Linked DNA regions of Homo sapiens: regions 2 and 3 are each linked to region 1. A link is a contact called in ENCODE Hi-C or POLR2A ChIA-PET data. All regions are on one chromosome and are shown on one strand. Each heading gives the region's core, a stretch centred on a gene start or an enhancer-like site at or near the end of the contact. The rest is flanking DNA. Distances are from core to core; before and after follow the strand shown. Region 1 holds the start of ZNF746 (zinc finger protein 746). Region 2 holds the start of GHET1 (gastric carcinoma proliferation enhancing transcript 1). Region 3 has its middle 25 kb from the start of ZNF786.

What was found. Hi-C counts contacts between places; a loop is a spot of excess contacts on that map. ChIA-PET counts read pairs that join two places held with the same protein, here RNA polymerase II (POLR2A). Pooled maps may share reads with other maps.
Region 2: a loop to region 1 is called in a pooled map, with 5 times the contacts of the local background. The contact joins the promoter of GHET1 here to the promoter of ZNF746 in region 1. A Hi-C loop is called at or near these places in 1 of 168 maps with a recorded cell type or tissue (K562), 1 of 37 single-sample maps with no recorded cell type and 9 of 50 pooled maps.
Region 3: a map of CD8-positive, alpha-beta T cell shows a loop between it and region 1 (8-fold over the local background). The contact joins the enhancer-like site here to the promoter of ZNF746 in region 1. A Hi-C loop is called at or near these places in 2 of 168 maps with a recorded cell type or tissue (CD4-positive, alpha-beta memory T cell and CD8-positive, alpha-beta T cell), 2 of 37 single-sample maps with no recorded cell type and 10 of 50 pooled maps. POLR2A ChIA-PET finds 5 or more read pairs at or near these places in 1 of 52 experiments (OCI-LY7).

Annotation. Positions count from the first base shown.
Region 1 is chr7:149,495,960-149,500,158 of GRCh38, forward strand. It overlaps ZNF746 (zinc finger protein 746), which reads right to left and starts at 1,850. Exons shown (of 7, transcript NM_001394198.1): 1 at 1,554-1,850. The coding sequence starts at 1,577. RefSeq lists an enhancer at 168-1,111 and silencers at 1,245-1,304, 1,545-2,214.
Region 2 is chr7:148,985,654-148,989,852 of GRCh38, forward strand. It overlaps GHET1 (gastric carcinoma proliferation enhancing transcript 1), which reads left to right and starts at 1,874. Exons shown (of 1, transcript NR_130107.1): 1 at 1,874-3,776. It also overlaps RNY1. RefSeq lists a silencer at 1,521-1,590 and enhancers at 1,733-2,233, 1,801-1,850, 2,171-2,220.
Region 3 is chr7:149,063,729-149,067,927 of GRCh38, forward strand. No RefSeq gene overlaps it. Among named protein-coding and RNA genes, the nearest start is that of ZNF786, 25 kb to the right of the region's middle. RefSeq lists an enhancer at 1,577-2,459 and a silencer at 1,949-2,178. Within about 2 kb of position 2,208, at least 38 of the 41 ENCODE cell types and tissues checked have a DNase peak (open chromatin) inside an H3K27ac peak, as active enhancers do; they include CD8-positive, alpha-beta T cell, where a contact is called at or near this core.

The DNA of each region.
Region 1 (4,199 bases), core at 600-3,099:
CCAGCGTGGTTCTGGGCTTGAGTCCACCCTCCACCTAAGGCCACTGTTCCTTCCCTCACCTCTCCTTTCTCAGATCAATCCCTGTCACGTGATCCCAGACGCCAAGAGTTTACTCCAGAAGCTTCCTTTCAACTGGTCACCAGCTCCTTATCCACTGAAATCCTACCCATCCTCCACGTGCATTATTATGGGCTTTGTGTGGCATGAAAGGGACCTCTGCTAAACTACTTTATTAAGAAAATATTAGTCTTTTACTCATGGACAACAAGGTGCATGGTTTTCTTACAGTTCTGATGGGGCCAGGAAACCCTGTGTAAGGTCTTCACACTATGTGGTGGGAGGTGGCGACTGTGCGCTGCTCACTCCAGCCCAGCTTCTTACTGACAAGTGGCTGGAATATGTGGGGCTGTCCTTGGACTCCTGCCAGGGGAGCTGAAACTCTTTGCTTGAGAGGAGCTGATGGTAAGAGGAGCCGGATCCCTCATCCACTGCCCACCCGCAGGATGAAGTCCAGGCATGCAAACCCCTTCTTAGTCTCTCTCTGCAGACTCCTTTCCCACTGCCTCCAAACCAAAACCATCTTCTCCAGGCTCATGGACTCCTTTCTGTGCCTGCACACGCCCTGCACTGTCCCGTCTCTCTGCGCCTTTGCCCAGGCACTCCTCCCTCCCTGAAAGCACCACCGGTCTAGCTGGGCCTGAAATCCTAGCCTTCCCTAAAAGCCCGGCTCAAATCACAGAGGCGCAGAGCATCAGGCCAGGAGGGGTGGACAGCGGTACCAAGAGGCCCCCTGACACTCCTTCCCCCGGAGCCCACCGCAAGCTTCCACCTGGGCGCCAGCACTCACCCCTTTCTGTTTTGCACGATTATTGCCCGCGTACCTGCCTGCCTGGTCCTTGAACACACAGCCACTGTGTGTCTTTTCACACTTTCCAGCTGGGTAAGCCTGGGCAAGTTAAGTTCTCTAGGCCCCGGGTTTTTCTTTTGTATGACAGAGATTAACACCAGTACCCATCCCACAGGCTTGCTGTGAGGACAGACTAACGCCTCAACAGGGCTTGTGGAAGTGCGTGGCTCTATATTCCCTTCCGCGCCGACCCCGGGAAGCTGGGCACGTAGTGGGAGTCGGTGTATGCGGATTCGAAGCCGGACACCTCCCAGGTGCCACCAGGCCGCTGCGGGGGAGATGGAGAGGGACCTACAGGCCGAGCGCCAGGCAGAGAAAGGAGCCGCGGGTGGGGGGGCACCCAGAAGGAGGGGACAGCGGCTGGGGCGGGGGCAGGAAGCCCCGGAGGGCCCAAAGAACTTGGCGTGGGGCGGCCCGGGGCGGGGACAACCGTTCCGCCAGCGCTCGGGTTCGGCTCGGAGTGGGGGCCCGGCCGACGGGCGCAGTAGGCCCCGGCGGACCCCGCGCCCCATTCGCGGGAGCCCCAGGCCCGGTGGTCCGGCCCGGACCCCGGAACCCCTCCCCAGGGCCTGCGGCGCCGTGTGCCGGGGCCGGGCCGCCTGGGGCCCCCAGGCCGCGAGTCCCTGCGCGCGCGGGTCGCCCTTACCGGAGCCGCGACCGCCTCGGCCATGGCCCTGCGCTGTCCCGCCCGGCCCGGAGGAAGTCGTCGTCGCCGCCGCCGCGCGCGGCACCACGCAGGCCCGGCCGCCCGGTGCTCTCCGCAGGCGGCGCCTGCCTGGCCTTTCCTCTGCCGCCGCTCCTCGCTGGCTGCCCCTGCGCCGCGCCGCCCGCAGTCGCGCCGCCTCCGTCAGCGCCCGGCCGGTCCACACTGCATCCTGGGAGCCGGCGCCGCGGCCCGGCAGACGAAGGCCCGTGAGGCTTCCTGGAGGCAGCGCGGCCGCACAGCCCCACCTGCAGCCTGAGAGGCGAACGGCAGGCGCTGCGCCCGCCTGCCCGCGGCCCCGCCCCGCCCCGCCCAGCCCCGCCCGCGGGGCCCGACGGGAGGACCTAGCGACCCCGGGCCGACCCCGCGACCCCGCGACCCCGCGACCCCGGCCGGACTGCCGAGCGCGGGGGGAGTCACTGCGCTGGCCCCGCGGCCCAGCCCGAGGACTCGGTTATTGAAAGGGTCCCCCTCATGGGACCCGCCTGGCCGCGCCCGCGGGCGAGCACGGGCTTCCGGGCAGGGCGTCCCCCGGGTGACCGCGGCCAGGGCGGCCCCCTCGCCCTGGGATGCCCGGCTCCCCTTCCCCCGCCCCACGGGCACTTCTGCTGCCCGAGGTCCTGGGTCTGGAGGTTTAGGCTATTTTGGGGAGGACAGATGTAACTCATGCCCACCTGTGTTTGAAATGGAATAAATACTTCCAACAACAGGAATATAGTTCGGTAAACCCCGGTAGGCAACCACTTAGCATTTTCTGTAATGGGTTTATTACAGTAAATTTTTTTAATGGCATGAGCAATGGGACGCAATACCATCATTTAAAATGATTTCGGTGAAGGTCTTGGTAGGAACAGATGTTCATGATGTTTTAAGAGAAAAAGCCTGTCCAGGACGATCCTGTCTTTGTTTTAAAAATAACATTTTAAAACAATATAGGACATATGTAGCGTCATATACTGCGTACATGTATAATTACAGTTTTGAAAAGTTTGGAAGCATATATATCAACATGGCCTCAGTAGTTCTATTAAAGGTCTATTCCTTTAATAGACCACGGGCCGTTTTTATGCCTTTTCTAATTTTTTCCAATTCATGTTTTTATTTTTCCATGACAAGGATAGTATTTTTAAACAAGGAGAGAAAAATAAAAATTTAAATGTTCTCAAAGAGGCCAACCAGAGCAGGGGAAGGAGGGCGCCTTGGACGGGCCCCCACGTAGTTTCAGAGGCTCATTGCCTTTCAGGAACACGACTTGCTCATCTGTGTATTCCCCAAGACTAACTAGCCAACTGCCTAGCACACACTGATAAGAAAATATGTGAGAGATCTGTAATCTTTTTCAAAGAAGGCAGACCTTACAGAATAGATAAAATTTGAGCTGGATCTTGAAGAATTGGCAAAATATTGATAGGCAGAGAGCATTTCAGACCAGAGGGTGGTAGTAGAGGTGTGAGCTGGATGACAGCCCAAAAAAAAATTGATGTAGGAAGATATAAAGCATTTTAGGGCCGGGCGCAGTGGCTCACGCCCGTAATTCTAACACTTTGGGAGGCCAAGATGGGTGGATTGCCTGAGCTCAGGAGTTTGATACCAGCCTGAGCAACATGACAAAACCCCGTCTCTACTAAAAATAGAAAAAATTAGCGAGGCGTGGTGGCACGCACCTGTAATCCCAACTACTGGGGAGGCTGAGGTACGAGAATCGCTTGAACCCGGGAGGCAGAGGTTGCAGTGAGTGGAGATCACACCACTGGGTGACAGAAATACAGTGCATTAGAAATAAAGAGACATTTTTAGTGTGCAATTTAAAAAGTTCCCTTTTGACAGGCTGAGTCGGATATGCCAGGGTCATCTCTAGGTAGTAATTTCCAAGCCTGGCTCTCAGAGCAGCTGCATCAGTCTCTGGGGAAGCTTGTGAAGGATATGGATTTCTGGATCCCATCTCATATCTACTGAATCAAAATGTCTTTGGGATGGGTCCTGAGTAATGTGGAGAAAACTTATTTTAAAAGAAGGTCTCTTTTTAACAAGTTCCTTGTAGGGGTTGAGGTAAGGGTGAAGCTGGGGCTCTGCAGACAGCCAAGTTAGGGTAATGATGACTTGCTCTGTCCTCCACTGAAGACAGGCATCTATTGCAGAGCATCTCTGGTGCTGGTTTTCCAGCCTCTATTTGTAAAAAGAACGAAGATAAACCTCCTTGGATTGATATATGAGGCTTCCAAAGCCTTTCCCTCCATTTTGGGCACAGGTGTCAAAAGCAGGCATGAGAGTTTCCACTCCTGTGCCTTTCCTCATGCTTTTCCCCTCTCCTCTTGCCCACCCGAAGTTCTCACACCTTTTCCAGACCAGCATATGCCCTAATTCTTCCAGTTAAGTCTCTCCATGCCAATCACGGCTGCAGCAAGCTCTGCATTGTCCCAACTCTAATAATTTTTATTCTCGGTGCCATTCATATGGCACTGAGAAAAAAATTACAATACAAGGTAGTAGTTCCTAACTCACCTCTTGGATTATAAGTTCCCTGAGAGCAGGGACTATATCTTATTTCTCTTGTCTCTCCTGCAGTGCCTAATACTGGGCAGGTTTAGG
Region 2 (4,199 bases), core at 624-3,123, 510 kb before region 1:
TGCCTGTATTCCCAGCACTTTGGAGCCCGAGGTTGGCGGACCACCTGAGGTCGGGAGTTCGAGACCAGCCTGACCAACATGGAGGAACCCCGTCTCCACTAAAATACAAAAAATTAGCTGGGCGTGGTGGCACATGCCTGTAATCCCAGCTACTCGGGAGGCTGAGGCAGGAGAATCGCTTGAACCTGGGAAGCGGAGGTTGCAGTGAGCCGAGATCGCGCCATTGTGCTCCAGCCTGGGGAACAAGAGCGAAACTCCGTCTCAGAAAGAAAAAAAAAAAACAAAAAACCCCACAGGGAAGCTCTTGGGAAACCCACATGTGCCCTCAAGGTGCCTTGGGTTACTTTCACCTATAAGAAAAATTTAAATATTCTTTTGTTGTATACACATTTGTGGCAGTCACACTGTACTGCAACACCACCACAATCTCATCAAACAACACTTTGCCTCGAGGCTGTTAGGAATGTATACTTCCATGTAGCGAAGAGGGAAGGAAGATCAGTGTAATGACCCTTTGTTTCTGATGAGGAGGCAGCTGCGTGGCTTTCTAAAGGCTACATAAGAACCTAAGGGCTGAACCAGGATTAGAAAGTGGCTCTGGTGCCTCACGTGGTGAGCATCCCGCAATGTACTCTGCCCTCTTCCGCCTTCTCTATTTTCAAACTCTTGGACTTGGTTTGTCTTCCTCCAAAATACTTTCTCTCTGAAAATGTTCACATCTCTTAGCTTCAAAACTTAACTGGATTGTCGACTTTGAAATGCCTCTTAATTTTGTCCATTGAGTGTTGTATCATCAAATACCAGTCCTTAATCCTACTGATATTAAAACATTAAAAAAATCCTGGCCGTGCGCGGTGGCTCACGCCTGTAATCCCAGCACTTTGGGAGGTTGAGGCAGGAGGATCACTTGAGGTTAGGAGTTCAAGACCAGCCTGGCCAACATGGCGAAACTTCGGTCTTTACAAAAATAGAAAAATTAGCCAGGCGTGGTGGCGCGCGCCTATAGTCCCAGCTACTCAGGAGGCTAAGGCAAGATAATCGCTTGGACCCACGAGGCGGAGGTTGCAGTGAGCCGAGATCACACCACTGCACTCCAGCCTGGGTGACAGAGACTCCAGCCTGTCTCAAAAAAAAAAAAAAAAAAAAAAAAAAAGAAAGAAAAGAAAAGAAAAAGTACAAGAAAAAGAAAAACCCCTATTCACCCTCATCCCATTTCCTGTCTTTGATCTCTTAGGACATACTATACCATCTTTACCAATAATTGGTCCGTAGTATCTATTACTATTTATTTGATTTTTGTTTTCTTTTTCCTTCTTGTCTGTGATGGGTTTTCCCAAATTTACTGTTTGTTTCTGGAAGAAAAGAATAGTACTTCGTTTTCCCCCTGTATTCCATGCTTTATTTAATGATGCTGACTTTCAACATTTTAAAATTGAGATGAAAACAAGAAACGAGGGATGCCAGGAGAGTGGAAACTCTCGTAAAAGACTAGTCAAGTGCAGTAGTGAGAAGGGGGGAAAGAGTAGAACAAGGAGTTCGATCTGTAACTGACTGTGAACAATCAATTGAGATAACTCACTACCTTCGGACCAGCCAATAAGTCCTCCTACTGTTTGAACTATTTAAAGCCCCCAAATTTGTTCATTTTCCCCTTACAGTGATATTCTGGTTTCAGTTTACTGATGACTATATTTACAATATTAATGATATATATATACTCTAAGAATTCCCTGGCACATCTATTTATCAATAGCTGGAAAAACGTACTGAATAACAAGAATCAGACGTGTTGCTAAGCATCCTGGGAAAGAGATATGCAAAATTAGCATTTCGTCATCAGGGCGTCTTTCCCCCGGTTTGTCTTGAGTGGCTCAGCCACCGCAAGGTACCAGAGAGCCGCCCAATCTGCGCTGGCCTCCTTTATCTGTTTGCTGTGTGACCCTCCGGACAGCTCTGTGGGACCTGGAGGAAACTGTGAGCCCTACAGATAAAGTCTGTGCTTCCAGCGTCGGTAAATCCCAGCAAGCGCCACTACCTGGAGGCTGACACTTTCCCATCTTGGCAGTCAGCTCCCTACAGAGGTGCTTCTCCCACTGCCCAAGATCCCTGCCTCCTCCTTAAACCCCAACTGATAGAACAGAAACCACCACCTAAGGAACGTGAAGGGGAAGCATCTGAAACACCAGAAGATCTTGGATTGTTCCTGAGGACTTCAGAATCTACAGGGACAAAAGGCAGAAGCAGGAAGTCCGAAGTAAAGATGACTAAGAAAAGGCGGGTGGAAAAGATTTCTGTGAAAGTGTCAGAGGCAAAGCTCTGAAAGACCTGAAACTCATGCCGAAAGCAAAGAACAGCAAAAAGACAGTAGGGATGTGTCTGGAGCAACAAGGATCGGGCTGTTCCTGGGGCAGCCGAATTCACAGCTCTGTTTTACTCCTAATGGAGGATCTTCCTGCTGCAGCGGCGAGTAGACCTTACTGTAAAGGTGCAGGCAAGGGGAGGGGAAGGGCAGGCAGCTGCCCATTGGAGTTCACATCTCCAAGCCTGAGAAAATGTGTTCCTGGATGCCCCAAGCCAATGGAAAAGCAGAATCATTGACTATGTTTGACTCCTTCTGGTACCTAGCACAGTATCTGGGACACAGCAGGTGCTATGTAAATGTGTTGAGTGAATGAATGAATGAATGCCATTGAGGAGAATGAATAACCCCAGAAAACTAGACATGGGTAGATGTTGTCCTAATTTCAAAAGAGGGGAAAATGAGAGTGAGAGTTTCATAAATGACAATCTCTAAACGATGTTGCTCTCTAGCAAAATTCTAGAATGGATTATTTTAAGAACAAAGCAGGTAAACATTGGCAGCCAACTTGAAATTAATAAGAAAAAGGTGTGCGCCAGAATAGTTTTATTTCCTTTTGTTTTTCATTGTACAGCTTGATTTGACTAAGTTGTTTATACCTTTCACTCTGCCTTTGCATGCACTGGGGGTGATCTAGTCTACTATGTGGACTGGAAGTCCACCCAGTGGCCAGGCTCAGAGGCAGGGAAGGGGGGTTGGTGCCATTCTGGGAGAGGAGGTTTCTGGGGCTGTTTCTCAGCCAGATCCTGTCTCATCTGTTTCCAACAACCCCACAAATGAAGACACTGAAGCTGACTAATCAAATTGACTGATGCCCCAATAGGTGTCATGATATGCAGTGAGAATCCGGCAGGCATTAGAGATGAACAGCACGGGCTGCAGCCACATTATCTCAGCTTGAGTCCTAGTTTTCACCAGCTACTAGCTAGCTATCTCTGGTCAAGTCACTTACCTTGCTTGAGCCTCAGTTTCTCCATCTAGAAAATGGTCATAATCGAAGTATCTATCTTATAGGGTGTTGGGAAGATTAACTGAGAAGCCACATAGAGTTTACTGGCACATTAAAAAAAGAAACTATAAGAATGTTAGCTGTCCTTTTGCACGGCAAAAGGAACAGTAAGCAGAGTAAACAGACAACCCACAGAGTGGGAGAAAATCTTCCCAATCTATACATCCGACAAAGGACTAACATCCAGAATCTACGAGGAACTCAAATTAGCAAGAAAAAAACAATCCCATCAAAAACTGGCCTAAGGACATGAATAGACAATTCTCAAAAGAAGATATACAAATGGCCAACAAACATATGAAAAAGTGCTCAATATCACTAATGATCAGGGAAATGCAAATCAAAACCACAATGCAATACCACATTACTCCTGCAAGAATGGCCATAATAAAAAAAAAATCAAAAAAATAATAGATGTTGGTGTTGATATGGTGAAAAGCGAACACTTCTACACTGCTGGTGGGAATGTAAAGTAGTACAACCACTATGGAAAACAGTGTGGAGATTCCTTAAAGAACTAAAAGTAGATCTACCATTTGATCCAGCAATCCCACTACTGGATATCTACCCAGAGGGGAAAAAAAAAGTCATTATATGAAAAAGATGCTTGCACATGCATGTTTGTAGCAGCACAATTCGCAATTGCAAAAATATGGAACCAGCCCAAATGCCCATCAACCAACAAATGGATAGAGAAACTGTGGCATAGGGCTGGGCGCCGTGGCTCACGCCTGTAATCCCAGCACTTTGGGAGGCTGAGGCAGGCGGATCACGAGGTCAAGAGTTTGAGACCATCCTGGCCAACATGGTCAAAGCCTGTCTCTACTAAAA
Region 3 (4,199 bases), core at 958-3,457, 430 kb before region 1:
ACCCTGACAGAGGTGGAATATTGAATACATAGGCCCTTGTTTTACAGGAATAGTTTGGGGAGACTCATAGAGAAGTCAATCATTGGAACTTCTGCAGACACTTATTTGTAACTGGAGAAACACAATCTGAAATAATTTGATTCAATTAAATGAACATTTGAGCAATTACCATAGGACATAGTTCTGTAAGCACCTAGCCTACTATACAGTCATATAATGTTATAGTACTGCGTGATAAAGTACACATTGAACTGTCTTCAACATTTTGAGATGTTAAAAACACCAAAAACACCTGTGTTTATAAGCAAAAAATAGTTACATCTGCAGACTTCCATAATTGGTACCATTTCTTTTTTTTGTTTGTTTGTTTTTCTTTTTTTTGAGACGGAGTCTGCCTCTGCCCCCAAGGCTGGAGTGCAGTGGCGCTATCTCGGCTCACTGCAAGCTCCGCCCCCCAGGTTCACGCCATTCTCTTGCCTCAGCCTCCCGAGTAGCTGGGACTACAGGCGCCCACCACCACGCCCGGCTAATTTTTTTTTTTTTGTATTTTTTAGTGGAGACGGAGTTTCACCGTGTTAGCCAGGATGGTCTCGATCTCCTGACCTCGTGATCCTCCTGCCTCGGCCTCCCAAAGTGCTGGGATTACAGGCGTGAGCCACCGCGCCCGGCCATAATTGGTACCATTTCACCAAAATAAAATTTAAAGTGACAGTTTGCTCCAATACAGCTATGAGAAATTATCTTCTTCAAAACATTTTGCACCAGAAAAGCAAAACATCACTTTCCCTAGAAGGTGACAAAGCAAATAAGGAAAATGCCCTTTAGTTTCCTAGTAATTAGAAAACAGAATAGAAGCTTGACTAGGCAGTCACTACCCCAGAGACGCAACACCATTAACATTAATAATACCACGCCTGTAATCCCAGCACTTTGGGAGGCCAAGGCAGGCGGGCACGTGGTCAGGAGTTCGAGACCAGCCTGGCCAATATGGTGAAACTCAGTCTCTACTAAAAATACAAAGCTTAGCCGGACATGGTGGTGCGTGCCTGTAGTCCCAGCAACTCAGGAGGCTGAGGCAGGAGAATCACTTGAACCTGAGAGGCGGAGGTTGCAGTGAGCCGAGATCGCGCCACTGCACTCCAGCCTGGGCAACTGAGTGATACTCCGTCTCACTCACACACACACACACTCGCCGGGGGGGGGGGGGGGTGGCGCACGCCTGTAATCCCAGCTACACACACACACACACACACACACACACACACACTAGCCGGGCGTGGTGGCGCACGCCTGTAATCCCAGCTGCTTGGGAAGCTGAGGCACGAGAATCGCTTGAACCCGGGAGGCGGAGGTTGCAGTCGGCTGACATGGCACCACTGCACTCCAGCCTGGGTGACAGAGCGAGACTCCGTCTTAAATAAATAAATAAAAAGAAAATGGAAGTGCCTAATATTGCAATTCAGCATTGTACTTTCACATGTGCCCTTTATGGGAATCCTTTTCTTTTCTCACCCGTAATTTCCTGTTCTTTCTCCCAATCTGCACCTCATCCAGCAGAGTCTCCGCCCACAAGCTGCGCTTAGGGAAGCAGGCACTCTCCGGAAACTCTGGACTGAGTAAAATCAATGGGTGCGTGCGGGACTCCTCCACTGATTCTTTGATTCCACAGCATTTGTACAGCACCCACGGGGGCCCCACACTAGGTGGGAAACGAAGATGAAAAGTCGCAGTCTCTGTTCCAAAGACCGCAGAGCCCAGGGCTGCGTTTCCTTCCCGGCCTTTTGTCCAGGCCCCAGGGAGCGAGCTGGGGGAAGGCTCCCCGGCCAGGGCTTCCCCACAGATTTTACTAGGTCAGGGCAGCCCCGGGGAGGCGCCTCCTCCCAGCCGGAACCGCCCGACTCCGCTTCGTCCTCTTGGGCCCACGGACCACTCCCCACTGCCCCAGCCCCAACACCTGCAGATCCTGCGAGCCCGAGCCCTCCCGCGACCGCCCAGAGAGGGTCTGACACCCGAAGGGGAACCCCAGGGACTAGTCCTGCCGTAGTCTAAGCTCTGGTCTCGCGGAGGAAAAGCAGGGGCGGCCCCCGTACGCGGGGCCTGCGCCCTTCAGCCCCAGCCCCACCCTGCGCGACCCCGGGATCTCGCTCGGCGGCGGCCGTTGCCCAGGGCACAGGCAGGGCATGCTGAGAACGCTCTGCCTTTCCTGTGCCTGGACACGGCTCGGGCTGGGATCCCACAGCGCCGCCTTCTGGCGGGAGGCACCCCCGCGGCGCTGTGCATTCTGGGCTCCCTGGATCTCTGAACTTGAATTGGAGCTGCTCCAAGCTCTCCAGAGATAACCTCCTTTAGGGTTACACGAGATTGCCTCTGAAATTGATAGGTATGTAAATTAGTAGGGATTTGGAGAATGTGTAACGTCGCCATTTTCGGTTTCAATTTTTGCTACTACAAGCCGCCTGTCTTCACAATGAAACTGTGTTATCGGCCGGGCGCGGTGGCTCATGCCTATAATCCCAGCACTTTAGGAGGCTGAGGCGGGCGGATCACCTGAGGTCAGGAGTTTGAGACCAGCCTGGCCAACATGGTGAAACCCCGTCTCTACTAAAAATACAAAAATTAGCCGGGCGTGGTGGCACGCGCCTGTAGTCCCAGCTACTCGGGTGGCTGAGGCGGGAGAATCACTTGAACCCAGGAGGTGAAGATTGCAGTGAGCCGAGATCGCACCACTGCACTCCAGCCTGAGCAACAGAGCAAGATTCCGTCTCAAAAAAAAAAAAAAAGAAAAAAGAAACTGTTATTAAATAAAATAATAGGAGTCCATTGGTTCGGACTCAGCTCCAGCACTAGGCTCCAAGAGACCACACCAAGATGGAGTTACTCATGCAAAAGTGCCACATCACCAAACAGGCCAGCATAAGGAAGACCCCTCTGCTTTTTTTTTTTTTTTTTTTTTTTGAGACAGAGTCTCACTCTGTCGGCCAGGCTGGAGTGAAGTGGCACAATCTTGGCTCACTGCAACCTCTGCTTCCCGGGCTCAAGCACTTCTCCTGCCTCAGCCTCCCAAGTAACTGGGATTACAGGGGTGTGTCACCACGCCCGGCTAATTCTTGTATTTTTAGTAGAGACGGGGGTTTCACCATGTTGGCCAGGCTGGTCTTGAACTCCTGACCTCAGGTAATCCACCTGCCTCGGCCTCCCAAAGTGCTGGGATTACAAGTGTGAGCCACCGTGCCCGGCCAGAAGACACCCCCTCTGCTTTAACCTTTAGAAGAAAAAAGTAACTTTGAAACAACCAACCCACTTTTAGTTTTCTGTTTCTGCTTTTCCCAAGCTTTTTCTGTCCATAAAACCAACCGCGGGCCGGGTGCAGTGGCTCACACCTATAATCCCAGCACTTTGGGAGGCCAAGGTGGGCAGATCACGAGATCAGGAGTTCGAGACCAGCCTGGCCATCCTGGTGAAACCCCCGTCTCTACTAAAAATACAAAAAATTAGCCAGGCATGGTGGCGCATACCTGTAATCCCAGCTACTTGGGAGGCTGAGGCAGAATTGCTTGAACCCAGGAGGTGGAGGTTGCAGTGAGCCAAGATAGCGCCACTGCTCTCCAGCCTGGGCGACAGAGGGAGACTCCTTCTTAAAAAAAAAAAAAAAAACCCGCCTTGGCTGGCTCATCCAAACACTTATTCTGTTTTTCTGTTTTTGTTTTTGAGACCGAGTTTCGCTCGTTGCCCAGGCTGGAGTGCAATGGCACGATCTCGGCTCACTGCAACCTCCGCCTCCCGGGTTCAAGCGATTCTCCCGCCTCAGCCTCCCGAGTAGCTGGAATTACAGGTTCGCATTGCCACACCCACCTAATTTTTTGTATTTTTAGTACAGACAGGGTTTCACCATGGCCAGGCTGGTCTTGAACTTCTGACCTCAGGTGATCTGCCCGCCTCGGCCTCTCAGAGTGCTGGGATTACAGGCGTGAGCCACCACGCCGGGCCACTTATTCTGTTTCATGGGATGAAGTGTTGCTCAATTCTAGAATACCAAATAAGCCAATTAAGATTTTTAAACTAAATGTGTTGTAATTTTGTCTTTTGACAGTGCCATTGTACAGGTGATTCACTACTCCACCACTCCACTCACCTACTCACAATGACGGTTTTCAACATTTCAGGAACGGTTTCTACCTTAGGCTCAGAGCAATTCCTAC